Linked DNA regions of Homo sapiens: region 2 is linked to region 1. Evidence: chromatin loops called from intact Hi-C (ENCODE). Cell type or tissue: ascending aorta. All regions are shown on one strand. Links, peaks and the distances in the headings refer to the core of each region. The heading gives the core; the rest is flanking DNA. Region 1 has its middle 140 kb from the start of LINC01235. Region 2 overlaps LOC105375977 (a long non-coding RNA gene).

Region 1 (4,400 bases), core at 264-4,263:
TCCAGTTTGGGCTGGTCACTGATGAAGTCACTGCTGGAAATGGCTCAGCCGTGCTGGGCAGCAGAGGGGGCAGATGTCTTTCTGTTTTATTCTTCATTTTTAATGTGCCCCGTGGCAAGCCTTAGTTCCTTCTCTCTGTTGGTCTTGAACCTTTACCTTTATTCTTCGCTTACTCCCATTGTTTTTTTTTCCTGCTGTCACTTACGGTGGGCTCGGGGAACAATGTTGCAGGAACATAGAGCTTTTGAGGGAAATGTAAATCGCCGGCGACACTGAGTCCCGTCTGTTTTCTCATCGGAAAGCAGCATTTCAGAGAGCTGAACTGGCGACACTGCTTGGCGAAGACACGCCGAGTTCAGGAATATTCCCTGTTCCCAGGCCCTGGTTGTGTCGAAGTGGGACTTTCTGAAGAGGGGGCACTCTGGGAGAGACGGGAGCAAAGGGGCACTTTCAGAAGCAGATGCTCCTGGCTTCGGAAGGAAAGCTGCTCTAATCGGAGTTCAGCCGTCTAGCAGACAATCCACAGCTTTGGAGAGAGACAAACAAAAAAGAGTCTCTTAGTCTAGTGCATAAATGTAAGAGGCTTGTCTTAAGTGTGTGTGCAGGACTCTAGCAGGGCTAAAAATGTTATGCAGAGTTTAAAGTGAGGCATTGTTTAGGTTTTAATGAAGGCAACCAATTTTTAACAACAGAAGTTCTGTTGCTGAATCCCCCTCCCCTTCGCCCTCAACATTCAGTTCCTCTGCCCCTGCACCTGCTTTCATTTTTGGCTTCTTGGCACTGATGTTCACAGAGACATCAGCTGGCAGTGGCAAACCGCTAAAAGCTCCCCTGCAATGCAGCTCTGCAAATGCCAGCCATTTATCCACTGGTGCATGCCAGCTTAACGTAAGGTCTCCCTTTCTCCCTCCAGCCCCAGCCCCCTCGGCCCCCCAGTTTTACTTCCAAATGACAGTAAATGATCCAAAGTGAGCAGTGGTTTGGCCCTTTGAGTATCCATTAAGTGTGGCCACATCTATTTGCTGCATCTATTTGCTGTGATTATAATATTTTGATCCAAAGAGTGTTGCAGAAAATTTAGATGACAATACTATTTCTTCTGTTCAATAAAGAGCTATTGGCCCACAGGCTCATTTCTCTCTCCCCAGCAGATGGTGGGATAGTTTCTTGAGGTCTCTTTGACTTGAAATAGCCTTTTTGTTTTTGTTGCTTATTGAGAGCCAGTTGCCCCAAATTTATTGAATAAAGACATCCACTTTTCAGTTTAAGCTAAGCTCCAATAGATAAATACTGACTTGGAATTGGGGACTGATGGACAAGCTGGAAAGGCAAAGGGGCTGTTGGAAGTTAAGTATTCAGCACAAGGCTTTGCAGTTTCAAAAACGATGCTTTTAAGTTCTCCATTCACCACAACAATTCTGGCTGTATACTGAGAGAGTGTGAGAAATCTGTGAGAAATTCGACATATATTTATTTTTCTTGGAAATTAGAGAATATCTTCACAGTGTACACTCTGAAGGGCTTTTGTTTTGTTTTGTTGTGTTTTTAATGATCTAAACCATCTGGGGAGTTGATAAAGGATGTGATTTTTACAAGCTGAGTTAGCAAAGCCTATTGCTAAATCCCAAACCTTTATCCAGCCTACAGATAAAACCAGGGTGGGAGAGCTTCCCTTCCAGCTCTGAAACACTATGATCCCACGTATGCCAAATGTTTTAGTATCTGGGTGGTAAGAAAAATAGAGAACTGACTAAGGGAGCCTGGCCCAAGGATCCAGAAATGGACATTACTTTTTCTTCTTCTTTTTTTTTTTAAGATTGGTGGAGATCACAAATTTCCAGAAAATGTGTCTGAAAAATAAGCCAGCATCATATTTTATCTGGGGCCTTTATGGTCTTTTTTTATCCAGGGACAGGAATTAGCACTTGCCAGTATTTCTTAGTCATCTACTTCTCAAATCTGGAGTCCAAAACCTGTCTTATAATACTAGACACAGCAGGTTCCCACGTAGAATTACAGAAGTGCTTTAATTGTACCAGTCGTCTTGCAATAACCATGATCTTATACAAGAATGTCTGTGTACTTGGAGTTTATGACAAATGTCCAGTTAGGCTTCTCAGGGTTCACAGTCAGCATTTGGGCCAGCCATGTGAATGAGATAGAAAAATCAGGAAATTCATTCCCAGAAACAGACTGTACACTGCCAGTGTTATTATGTCATGTTTTTAGACTCAACCCTGTCTTTTATTTTTATTTTTTTGAGACACAGTCTTACTCTGTCACGCAGGCTGGAGTGCAGTGGCAAGATCTCAGCTCACTGCAACCTCCACCTCTGAGTTCAAGTGGTTTTCTTGCCTCAGCCTCCCAAGTAGCTGGGATTACAGGCACGAGCCACCACACCTGGCTAATTTTGATTTTGTCTTTTTGTGTGTTTGTTTGTTTTTACTAGAGACAGGGTTTCACCATGTTGGCCAGGCTGGTCTTGAACTCCTGATCTCAGCCTCGACCTCCCAAAGTGCTAGGTCGTGAGCCACTGTGCCCAACCCAACCCTGTCTTTTCTCTGAGTTCATTCTCCTCTTTTCTAGTTATCCACTGTAAGGTACACAAGACTGAACTGAAAGTTACTCCTTTCTATTTGAACACAAGCATGATGCAAGTTATAAGTTGCTCATGGTACCTAACTAGAAGTCTGACACTATTTCCAAGGCTTGTTCATCCATGAATTGCTATTCTCTATGAGACCTGTGTGTTAATAAATCAATATTTAATTAATAGCTATCACATGCTGCTTATATGTTTTTCAAACATAGGTAAATTGTGTCAGAAATGTCATTTTAATACTTCATCTGGCTGGGCGCGGTGGGTCACGTCTGTAATCCCAGTACTTTGGGAGGCCAAGGCGGGTGGATTGCTAGAGCTCAGGAGTTTGAGACCAGACTGGGCAGCATGGCAAGACCTTGTCTCTACCAAAAATGCAAAAAACTTAGCTAGTTATGGTGGCATGCACCTGTAGTCCCAGCTACTTGGGGGGCTGAGGCAGGAGAATGACTTGAGCCTGGGAGGTCAAGGCTGTAGTGAGCCAAGATCGTGCCACTGCACTCCAGCCTGGGTGACAGAGAGACCCTGTCTCAAGAAAAAAACAAAACAAAACAAAAACAACTTAATGTCTAAGATGCTTTTGAAATTAAGGATCCAGCTAAACATTCAGGGGTTTCCCCCTTCTGCTGGATGGAGCCATGTTACATTGAAGAAACCCAGGAAGCTAGAGCTGGAGCTAGAGCTGGGGGTAACTGTTACAAGCATTTCACAAGTAATGCGAAGTCTTCCAAGTAATGTGGAAGACTTTTGGTAATACTGCTGACTTTCACAGTTGTTTGCTTATTTCACAAAGCCAAAGAGCTATATTACCCTGTATTCCTCACTGTAGCTCTGATGTGTTTCCAATACTAGAAGAAGGAGTATAATAGGCGATGGGCCATAGCATAGCATATCAGAACTTCCACACCTAAAATGTCCTTCAAATGATTTTTCAAAGTCCTTTAGCCTCTCTGAAACTTGGGTTTCTCATCTGCAAAATGGGAATGAAATTATATTGACTCTTGCCAATTCACAGGCTTGTTGTAAGGAACAAATTAATCTTTATTAACTTTAGATCACTATACAAATGTTCATTATTATAACTATTATTTGTGTTACTGCTTTGTAAACCACACAAGGCTATATGATTGCCAGTTATAATAATTATTATTTACATTAGAATTGTGTTGGCAATGCCTTACCAAATCTGGCCTTCTTCCTCTTTTCCCTAATTCAGAGTGGCTCCATCCAAACAGTTGAATGAGCTTTGACACCACCCTCTCCCTCATTTCTCATATTTTATCTATCTTAACTTCTATTGATTTTGAACTTCTTCAAGCTGAAGGAATTTAGGGCAACACATTGTATTCAGATCTGATGTGTAGTGGTTCCTAGCTCAACATTGAATAATTGAATACATTTATAAATATTTTATAGGTATTCGTATCCCACTTTAATTCAAAAGAAGGATTTAAGGAAGGTTATATGACACATAAATACAACAAATTAGCATATGAAAGAGGTAGCTGGGAAATACAAAGATAAACTAATGGTAGGTACCTGAAACAGAATCAGGAATAAGATTAATACAAAGTCCTAACATTGAGTCCTTTTTTTAAAATTTATTTTTTATTTCAATAGGTTTTGGGGTAACAGGTGGTGTTTGACTAATTTCTTTAGTGGTGATTTCTGAGATTTTGATGCACCCATCACCCATGCAGTGTACACTATACCCAATGTGTAATCTTTTATCCCTCACCACCCCCCCATGCTTTCCACCGAGTCCCCAAAGTCCATTATATCATTCTTATGCCTTTGTGTC
Region 2 (4,400 bases), core at 271-4,270, 85 kb before region 1:
TCCTCCTTTTCTTTCTCCCTTTTCTCCTTTTACTCCCCCTACTCCCTTTGCCATCTTTTCCCTTTCCTTCCTCCTCCTCTTTTCCATGTACTTTTCCTCCTCCTCCTCAGGGATATCTTGTAGCAAACCTTCCAGGTTCCTCTTTTCATTGAACAAAAGGAGTAAGAGGATCTTTTTGTTTAATCAAAACAAGCCCTTTCTCTTGGATGACGATTCTGGGGAATGGTTGGACAAACCTGCATGTGATATTCAGAGATTTGAGGAGACAGGAGAAACAGATAAACTAACTCCTTTTTTCTGAGATTTGAATGGAGGTTGTGGGTTAGGTTAGCTACAACCAAGGCCTAATGAGTGTAAATGCCTACAATCTTATTTCTACATGGGTAAGGACAGAAAGAAGTATAACAGAGTAGAAACCAAATGACTATGCCTGGCCTGAGTAAAGGTGAGGAGAAAAGGGGGAACGGTGGTTATATATCAGGAAAGAACTAGTCCTGATCTTGTCTTGTGGCCTACAATGGGATTGTGAATATGGTTAAACAAAGAGTTAGATGTACAAGGAACTAGTATATTTGGGGTCTCAGGCTACTAATGAATGGGTTCTCTGAAGTGAGCATGACATCAGGGAATAGTCTTCGAGTGAAGAACTTGCTACTACAAAAAGGGCTCCAATCTGGCCTTCATGGTAAAGACCAGAACAGGGGGAGTATAGCTATATTCTGAGAACAATATTTACCTTCCTGCCACCAAGATATCCCATCAGAGTCCCTTCGGTGTTTGGCAATTTCCAATCAGCTCTGCTCCAGAAGCAGCACTAGTTCCCACAGCCTCCTTTTTCTCCTGGAGAAAATTTGGCTACATGATTTCCAATGAGCTTTCCCCCAAGAGAGCCACAATTCCACTTTGGCCCCTTTCTCCACCAATGTTGACTCATAAAGCAACCAAAACTGGAAATGTTCACTGTTCCACTACTCTGGAGCATCTTCATATGCTGTGGGATAGCTGGTAAGGTAATGAAAAGAATTTGGAAACCAAGGGCTCTCTCTGTTTTGCTAGACAGTTCCCATTGCCAGGTGTCACTGGTGAGCAAACATCACTTTGGTCCCTTTACAAGTTACTGGAGCTGACTTTCCCTCAGCCACTTTTCTTTGGGCATAGCCGGAAAAGACCATATTATATTCTGCAGCTAGCAACTTCCAGCAACAGGCAGCACATGGAGAAATGACTCAAGTAGACTAGATTCCTCCCATCTCTTAGCCCCCAGAGAGCATATTGCCAAATCTCTGGCAATATTTGGGAGGCAGTTGAGGACTTGGTGGATTAGCCTAAACTTTATGACATACCTGGCTACAGGGACCTGACAAGGGTACGTAAGTTGCATCCTAAACCATAAAATGGCGAACCTTAGCTAGGCTTGCCTTCTACTTCTTCACTTCCTCATGCATTATGGACATTTCCCATATTGCTACTTGGTTTTCTGTATTTGTTTATTGAATGATCTTTATAATTATAATTTGATTGCAGCATAATGATTCCCTTAAGAGGGTGTGCAATAATTTGTTAGGCATTCATTGATTGCTGGATATTTTGGTTTTTTCCAATGTTTCATGATTATAAATAATGTTGCAAAGATATGCCCATCGCTTCTTTTCTTATTTTAAATCATTTCCCTAGTGTGCATTCCCAAGAGTGGGATTACTGAGTCAAGTGTAAACATTTCAGTTAAAGAAATCCAAGGGGAAGAACACATTCTATACACTTGAAAAGTAAACTATGAATCTGGAAAATACCAGTTGACTGGGGCTGAATCTGCACCATTTGCATTAATTTAAAATGAAGGTAAACCTTCCTCTTCTATAACTAAGTCCTGTGAAATAGCATCAACCACATAGGCTCTACCAACACGCTGACCAAACAGACTTAACTGCAGGCCTGTGATACAGCACAACAGAAATTATCTCACCCTTGGGTTCAGTACAACATCCAATTGCATTATCATTTTCCCAGTAAATAGCGCTTGCCATCTCTAACTACAGCTGTGTGAAACCAACAGCGTCCACTTGGCGGGGAATCACATTCCAAAGTGTTACTCAAGTATTGTCCAGAAATAAAACTTAAATCATCTCTCCTGGCTGGCTGAGTGTAAGGTACTTTCTATTTACCAAAGGCTAAAATCATGCCTTTTAAGCAAACTTTGGCTTTAAGTATCAGTTTTCTGACAGGGGAGGGTATTTTTATGGCCTCAGAATGTAAGGTGAACTCACAAAACTCTTCCTTCTTCCTCTTCCCATGGTTTTTGGCATTCAGAATGTATTCCTGGAGCTCTACCTAAAGGCAAATTCCACAGTTGTCTTACCATCTCCCAAGGGAAACATATTTCACAATAGTTACACTAAGGTAATATTTGTTTCACATCAACAAAAATTTATTGAGTGTGTATGCAGCAAGGCATATAGGAAGAATATGGGCTTGACTATCGTACATACTTGCTGTGTATCCAAAGACATTTATGAAATTTTCCTAAATTCCAATGGCCTCATCTATTAAATGAAATGAACAATGCCACCTTCACGAAGTAATTGTGAGTTACAAATAATATAAATGAGAAAAGTGCTCAGTATACAATAAGCAGTCAATACATGTGAATTCTTTTTCCTGGGTCCTAAATGGAATACTGAAATGAAAGACACAGTTTCTGTTCTCAAAGCCTACAGAATAGCAGATGAGCACAAACATAGCTATGATACCAAACAGCCTGTGACAAGTATCATAAAACAAAAACAAAGTTTGGAGAGAAAGAACAAGGGGAGAGAGAGATGTCTACAGAGTGGTCTAGAGTCAGTACTAGATATGTTTTAGATAGCAAACTGAAAATAAGCATGGATCTGGACTCAGCGGTCATGGGTTTCACCGAGTAACCTAACTTCTTTGAGACTAAGTTTCTTCATCTGGAAATGAAAGAACTTAGATTCCCACTTTACAGAGATTGAAAAGCATAATTCTCTTTTGTAACTATAACATTATTTGTATTTTGTTAGTTATTTTAATAATGAGAACTCCAAATTTAAGTATCTGGATGGCTAGGTGCGGTGGCTCACACCTGTAATCCCAGCACTTTGGGAAGCCAAGGTGGGCGGATCATCTGAGGTTAGGAGTTCAAAACCAGCCTGGCCAACATAGTGAAACCCAAACTCTATTAAAAATACAAAAATTAGCTTGGTAGTGGCCCATGCCTGTAATCCCAGCTACTCAGGAGGCTGAGGCACGAGAATCTCTTGAACCCGGGAGGCAGAGGTTTCAGTGAGCTGAGATCGTGCCTGGGCAACAGAGTGAGAATCTGTCTCAAAAAAAAAAAAAAAAAAAAAAAAAAGTATCTGGGAATGCTTTAAGAAGGTGGTGGAATATGAAATAAATAAATTTTATAAAATGGGTTGGGTGTTGACCACATATTAGAAGAATCAGCTGAAGGAGCAGTTTAAGTAAAAGATCTTGGGTAAGAAAATGTACCATCGGATGAGTGAATGATTTAAATGGAAAAATACTGTAAAGTTACTTGAATCCATATGGGATATACTTCGTATGGATAGTTACCTGAGCATGCATTTGTGTGTTATTTGACATCAGGGGAAGCTCTTGACATTTTTTAAACGAGAAGTAAAGCCACTCTCGTCTCAAATTTTAGAAAATAATTCTCACAGTGGTAAAGAGACGGCACAATCCCCATCCTTTGTTGAAAAACCATGTATATTACACATCAAGGAGTCAGCAATTCAATTAAAGAGGTTAGTTTTAAACATCCTGTGGCCTGAATTATGGTCTCCAAAGATGTTTATATTCTGAGGCCCAGAACATGTCAATATGTTATCTCACAAGAAAAAAATAAGTAAAAGGAGGAAGGGGAGATTTTGCTGGTGTGATTAAGGATCTTCTGATGGAAATATTATTTTTGGATTATCCAGGTAATCACAAGCGTACAGATAACAGGCAGGCAGGAATGTGAAAATCAGAGAGAAGAGAGATGTGCACCAGAAGCTGGAGTAATGTGCTTTGAAGATGGAGGAAGGGACCATAAATCAAGGAATGCAGACAGCCTGTAGAAGCTGGGAAAGGCAAGGATGTGGATTCACTCGAGTCTCTAGAAGAAACGCAACCCCGCCAACACCTTGATTTGAGGACGTCTGACCTTCAGAATGAGAAAATGATACATTTGTGTTGTAAGCCACCCAGTTTGTGAAATATGTATCAACAATTGAAAACTAGTACATAGTCAAATACTCAATCTCTGTTTTTTTTAGCTTATCATTTTCAATCTCTGTCTCCAACCCACAAACCACATGCATCATAAATAAATTAAAATACCAAAACTTTTCTTCTAGAATTTTTTTGGGAATACAAATTCA

Evidence for each region. A loop is a pair of places that touch in the nucleus more often than their neighbours do. Peaks named below come from ENCODE experiments on the same cell type or tissue, not always from the same donor. Only the 100,000 strongest peaks of a DNase experiment are listed, where the experiment ranks them.
Region 2: it touches region 1 in a loop (4-fold over the local background); 3 of 110 quality-filtered maps call a loop at or near these places.

The regions. Positions count from the first base shown.
Region 1 is chr9:13,568,617-13,573,016 of GRCh38, forward strand. No RefSeq gene overlaps it. Among named protein-coding and RNA genes, the nearest start is that of LINC01235, 140 kb to the left of the region's middle. In ascending aorta, for the core only: no CTCF peak of the experiment used is centred there; a DNase peak (open chromatin) is centred at 2,161; H3K4me3 peaks cover 868 bases; H3K27ac peaks cover 2,689 bases.
Region 2 is chr9:13,483,144-13,487,543 of GRCh38, forward strand. LOC105375977 (a long non-coding RNA gene) reads left to right here. Exons shown (of 4, transcript XR_929484.3): 4 at 3,960-4,364. Among named protein-coding and RNA genes, the nearest start is that of LINC01235, 54 kb to the left of the region's middle. In ascending aorta, for the core only: CTCF peaks have their summits at 2,026 and 2,255; DNase peaks (open chromatin) are centred at 1,234 and 2,058; H3K4me3 peaks cover 538 bases; H3K27ac peaks cover 2,214 bases.